Linked DNA regions of Homo sapiens: region 2 is linked to region 1. Evidence: read pairs that join two places in POLR2A ChIA-PET (ENCODE). Cell type or tissue: PC-9. All regions are shown on one strand. Links, peaks and the distances in the headings refer to the core of each region. The heading gives the core; the rest is flanking DNA.

Region 1 (3,121 bases), core at 374-2,873:
AGAATAAATGTGATTAAAAAAAAAAAAAAAAAGGCCGGGGGCGGTGGCTCACGCCTCTAATCCCAGCACTTTGGGAGGCCGAGGCGGGTGGATCACCACAGGTCAAGAGTTCGAGACCAGCCTGGCCAACATGGTGAAACCCCAGCTCTATTAAAAATATAAAAAGTAGCCGGCATGGTGATGCACGCGTGTAACCCCAGCTACTCGGGAGGCTGAGACAGGAGAATCGCTTGAACCCGGGAGGTGGAGGTTGCAGTGAGTTGGGATCATGCCACTGCACTCCAGCCTAGGCAGCAGAGTGAGACTCCATCCCCCCCAAAAAAAAAAGATGGGGAAATACTGAAGTAAAGAGATGAAAATCATTTCCCTAAGTATAAAGTAAATAATAATAAAAACAATAGTTTTAGTTTACACTTTCAGTTTCACAATTGTAGTTCTGTTTAAAGCTTTCATAAAATCCATCAACTTCTGGGCAGGTGGAAACTCATAGCCAGCCTCAGGCTTGTCACAGGCCTTCCAAGTGAGGAACTAATTGATGAGGATGTCAAAATTAAGTAACTCCCTTTAGCAAAATAATTAGACCTAAGAAATGCTTTGATTATTCCTTCAGAACTCATTCTATTAAAGCAGCATGTTTTCCAAGGCAGACATGTGCTACATAAATAGTTTTCACTCTGGTACCAGAAGGAAAAGAATCCTTCTCTCTTTCATAAACCTTTCTTAGACTCTCTGACATCATGGATATTGATGCTGTGCTAGAACCAACATCAGCACAGGCCCCGGTGAGATGTGGAAATATACATCATTTGCTGGAAGATGTTCAAGGACACTTCCGTGGTCAGAATTTCAGCTACCAGCTCTAGGAATAATACAGGAGCTGGAATGATGCATTCCTAAATGCTCGTCCCCCACTCTCCCCTCCCGTTCTGAACAAGTGGGCTGTGGCTCCTGAATGCGGCAAGAGCAGGAACATCTAGCATAGGAAGCCCAGCATCTGAAGTGGCAGATGAGCTCATCTTGCCCCAGGAGTGCCAGCACAGCTTGCCAGCCTAAATCCCCTGGGACAGAGTGTGGGGCCTTCTGGGTGGACCTCATCCTGACAGTTCTGACCGAGCTTACCCATGGCTTGAAGTCCCAGCACTCCTGCAGTGCAGTGGGAGCCTCCACGGCCCACCCTTCAAACTCCACACCCAGCCAACACATTTAAAGGAGTTTTGTTCCCAGTGGATTTGTTAATTAAAAGTGTCACTCACAGCATTCCCCAAAGGCTGGAGTACAAGAGGGAGCCTTTCTTAAGTGAGCAGTTCTCATTGCTCCAAAACAACTCTGAGAAGAAAGCCCAAATTCCTGGCTCTGCAGACCAGTCGACCTGACATCAGCTGTAAGGCTGCGCTAACATGGTGTCAAGAGTGGCTCCCAGGCTGAATGCAACAAGTAAGAGTGAGCTATTGCTCACAAGAGGCACTTAATACAGCCTTGATGATTTCATCTGAAAACTAAATTCTCCTATTGTTCTAATCACTTAGTGCCTCAGGCTCCAGCTCCCCCTACTTCCCACCACTTCCCAAACCCAGGATACGCCATTCACTCTTTCACTCTGCTGTCTCATCTCTGCTCCCTCTCTCAATGTTACTGAGTCATTTCCTTTCTCGTATTTCACAGTGTAATCTCAGTGTTTGCCAGGACCCACAATTTAGCTAGATTAATCCCCACTTCCCCGCTACTCCCACCTCCTTCCTGGCTTCACTCCCTTGCTTAGTCTACTTCAAGAAAAACTCTCTGCTGTTTTAAAAGTATAACTTCCCTTGGAAATGCACACACATATACAAATATATTTAACCTGCCTATATATGTGTATTGTATAAATACATACACTGTACAGGTTTCATATTTGAAAATGGAACAAAAAAGGAAAAAGAAACATATCAAACTATTTATGGTGATATATGCAAATAACAGGCTCACTGGTAATTTTTTTTTTCTTATCTAAACTGCTTTGTACTTTCCAGATTTTTAGCAGTGATTATGTATTGTTTTCACAACCAGTAAAAACAAAAATACTAATGAAGGTACAAAAAGACAAAAAAGAAAATTGATGCATGAATACACAGGTCATAAGGTATAAGCAGCACTTTGGGAGGCCGAGGTGGGCAGATCACCTGAGGTTGGGAGTTCGAGACCAGCCTGACCAACATGGAGAAGCCCTGTCTCTACTAAAAATACAAAATTAGCCGGCTGTGGTGGCACATGCCTGTAATCCCAGCTACTCAGGAGGCTGAGGCAGGAGAATTGCTTGAACCCAGGAGGCGGAGATTGTGGTGAGCCGAGATCGCACCATTGCACTCCAGCCTGGGCAACAAGAGAGAAACTCAGTCTCAAAGAACAAACAAACAAACAAACAAAAAGAGTTCCTGAAGATAAACTACACTTTTGGCTCCTATCTTCGTGTGGCTCAAATCAGGGGACAAATGGAATCAATCACCTGATCCCATGCTGTTTATAAAGAAAAAGAATAGCAGTTCCTACGGGGAAGAAAAGCTTTTCTTGACAGTAAACATTTTTTTCCTCGACTTAAAAAAAAGAAAAATCCTCTACAAGTGCTTCCCATGGAGAGCCCTGGTGGTATGTGGGGTTAACGGTACCTGTAACAAATATAAGCGGGAGTGGGCTTTTTCCCCTTCCTTCAAGAGCCCCTTGGACCACTACTTCCCAGACAGCCTCCTTCTCTCAGTCCCAGAAAGACCAACCAATTCCTGGCCTCCAATTACATTATGAGTCTCTGCTTAGAGAACTGCCCAGGTTGGACAAAAGCATGGAGTTTGCTAAGGGGCAAGAAAGGTCACCACGTCTCTGAGAAGATATTTGGCTGGAAATGGTAGGTTATGAAAAACCATGTCGTGTGAAATCAGTTTTCCCTCATGGATTAATATTTTCCTCCAGAAAGACGCAAATGTAGAAAGCCATTTTATTTAACAGGTAAATTGTGTGTTTGGGGTTAAAATGTTTTGAAATTGGTGGGGTGGCACTCCCACCCTCCAAGTCACCCTCCCCTCAGACTGGCCTCCCCATCAGCCTGCGGAGGGGGTGTTAACTTTGCTCCAGTTTCCTCCTCTCAAGCCAC
Region 2 (3,121 bases), core at 364-2,863, 190 kb after region 1:
AAAGTACTATTAAACCTACAGATTAGTGCAATTTATGTATTTGAGAAGCTGATGGCTGTATTAACACATTAAAATGACCGCCTGCCTCTCTGAACCAACCCTCCTCCTGCCCCAGCTATACCCGTTACACTTTATGTATAGCAAAAGTGTGAATGCTGGTAATAAATGCAGTTTGAAAAATTACATGTGAGCTTAGGAAGACGTGGCCAATGTTTTCAGCCAATTAACAAGTGTTTTCTTAAAGAATAACTGAATGTGAAATTGGCAAGATACAGACGTCCTTTGACTTATTATAGAGTTACGTCTTGATAAAAACCATCATACGCTGAAAGTATCATAAGTCTAAAATGCATTTAATACACCTAATCTACTGAACATCAAATCTTAGTCTAGCCTACCTTAATTAGCATACAGTTGGGCAAAATCATCTAACACAAAGCCTATATTATAATGTACTGTTGAATATATCCTATAATTTATTGAATGCTGTACTGAAAATGAAAAAGAATTGTTTTATGGGCACTGGAAGTTTGGTTTCTACTGAATTAATATCACTTTTACACCATTGTAAGTTGAAAAATCTAAGTTGAACCATCATAAGTTGTGGACTGTCTGTATTTATTCTGATAGTCTTTAAAAATGTTGCTGAAAGTCTCATATCTAAACCAAATCGAAGTCACCCATTTAATCACCATTTAATGACCTTTGAACAACATGAGTTTGAACTGTCAGGGTTCAGTTTGGGGATTTTCTTCCACCTCTGCCACACCTGAGACAGCAAGACAAACCCCTTCTCCTCTTTCTCCCCCTCAGCCTTATTCAACCTGAAGATTGAAGACCTTTATAATGATCCACATCCACTTAATGACTAGGAAATATATTTTCTTTTCCTTATGATTTTCTTAATATTTTCTTTTCTGTAGCTTACTTTATTGTAAGAATATGGTATATAATACATATACACAACGTGTTAATTGACTGTGTTATCAGTAAGGCTTCTGGTCAATGGTAGGCTATTAGTAGCTAAGTTTTGGGGAAGTCAAAAGTTATATGGGAATTTTCAACTGTATGGGGAGTTGGCATCCCTAACCCCTGCATTGTTCAAAGGTTAATTGTAGTTAGTATTTCCTGAGGAAAGTCTACCTGAATCGCAAGACTATCAGTCCTGATGGCATCCCTGCTGTTTTGTTCCAACAAATATGTCAATAATAATATTTGGTTGAGACATACTAAGTGGAACTGGCATAGAGCAGCACCCCAGCTGTAGAGTGAGTGAATTGCAGGCTCAAGGTATGATGGAAGTTTAGTAAAAATCACAGCACTTGCTAAGTTAATTTAAAATTAATTTCTCATACTTGAGTACTGGTCCTTCTTTTGATAAGTAGCGTTGGACTTTAAGTTTTTGTCCAAGGAGACAACCCATCAGAAATTCCTTCCATCCATCCCAGACATCCAAGCGAAGTGTTGTGCCTGTGGATCAAGAGAGGTGGTTTATGGTTCCAGTCCAGCAGTGTGGTTTGACAATCCATAAAACTTCTAATGGTAGCTTTCCCCAAACAGAGGCTTAGCTAGATGCAAAATGAAAAATAACCTTGGAACAAGGAGACAGGGATGGTATTTTTAGCATAGGCCATTATTGGCTTGGAAAAGCTGTTTGGCATCTGTGTATTACCATTTTCTCATCTGCTCAATGATGGCGTATAGCACTGAAGTATTTTTTTGCAGCTATCTTAAAACAGTCTTGTGGAGATTGACTCAATGCTGCTGTATATATTACCATGTAAACTGAAGCCATTATATTGGAAGAGGAAACTAAGGAACCTGTGGCAGGACAAACAGTCTTCTGGGGCCTTTAGCTTATGAGTGGGCTGTGAGGGAGTGGAAAGATGCTCACCAGCTAATTTGCTTGTTCTATCCTTTATGAAACAGGAGCTGTTCTCCGTTACAAACATTAAAGTAATTCACTGCTGCTGGAGAACTTATCACTTGCTTCTCCAAAGTCTACCCTTTCTGTGATACCACATTCCTTTTATCCTTCAGGCTGGTGTTTCCCAGGGATCTTTCCTCAGCCTTCCGTTCTTCTCAATTTACGCAAGTTCCCTGGGGATTAAACCCAGCCTTCTCCCTATGTGAACCAACCTAGCTCACTTACCTCTCTTCACTCTGCTTCATTCATTTATTATGGCCACCTTGACCTTTCACCTGTCCTCACACCAAGTCTACTCCCATCTCAGGACCTAATGACTTACAATTTTTTGATTGAAAGGATCTTCATCAGATTTTCACAGGACTGTGTCCTTTTTATTCAGTTTTCACTTCAACCATAGCTAAAGCAATCTCTGCCATCACTACCTCCTCACCTTCATTACTTTGTATCCCATGACTTTATTTTAACTTGTTTATTGCCCCTGTCATCAGTATTTGAAATCATTTTATTTGCTTGAAGATTTTTTTTTCATGCTCCCATTAAGAAGAAAATTCCTTCACGACTTGCCGTATAGCCTGACACTTGGTAGGTGCTCACTAAATACTTGATAGCTGATTAATTGTCAATCTTAGTGGCGATGATAGCTTCATTGACCACCCAGGTGTCACTCATTCCCAAGTCCCAATCTCCAGCCCAGCCTCTGCTCCAGCTCCAGACTCCCCCTGCTGGCGATATTACCAAAGAAGGGATTGCACTACAACCCCATCATTCTAAAAGACCACTCATTATCTTTCACCCAACCTGCTTTTTCTCCTGCATTTTTTTTTCTCAGTGAGTGGTACATCTATTTTGCTACCTAAGCCATATATTAGAGAGTTTTCCTCCATCCTTCCTTTTTTTTTTTTTTTTTTTAGACGGAGTCTTTCTCTGTCACCCAGGCTGGGGTGCAGTGGCACAATCTTGGCTCACTGCAACCTCTGCCTCCCAGGCTCAAGTGATTCTCCTGCCTCACCCTCTCAAGTAGCTGGATTACAGGCCACCATGCTCAGCTAAATTTTTTTGTATGTTTAGTAGAGAAGGGGTTTCACCATGTTGGTCAGGCTAATCTCGAACTCCTAACTTCAAACGATCCATCCGCCTTGGCCTCCCACAGTGCTGGAATTACAGGTGTGAGCCATTGCGCCCGGCATCCTT

What was found. Peaks named below come from ENCODE experiments on the same cell type or tissue, not always from the same donor. Only the 100,000 strongest peaks of a DNase experiment are listed, where the experiment ranks them.
Region 2: POLR2A ChIA-PET joins it to region 1 with 16 read pairs; 2 of 35 experiments call an interaction of 5 or more read pairs at or near these places.

The regions. Positions count from the first base shown.
Region 1 is chr3:149,574,781-149,577,901 of GRCh38, forward strand. The region is part of intron 2 of WWTR1 (WW domain containing transcription regulator 1); the gene reads right to left. Among named protein-coding and RNA genes, the nearest start is that of WWTR1-IT1, 76 kb to the right of the region's middle. RefSeq lists enhancers at 1-15, 16-642, 643-1,269. In PC-9, for the core only: no CTCF peak of the experiment used is centred there; a DNase peak (open chromatin) is centred at 1,581; H3K4me3 peaks cover 1,014 bases; H3K27ac peaks cover 2,500 bases.
Region 2 is chr3:149,769,205-149,772,325 of GRCh38, forward strand. ANKUB1 (ankyrin repeat and ubiquitin domain containing 1) reads right to left here. Exons shown (of 6, transcript NM_001144960.3): 4 at 1,356-1,470. Among named protein-coding and RNA genes, the nearest start is that of COMMD2, 18 kb to the left of the region's middle. In PC-9, for the core only: a CTCF peak has its summit at 2,676 (motif pointing left); no DNase peak of the experiment used is centred there.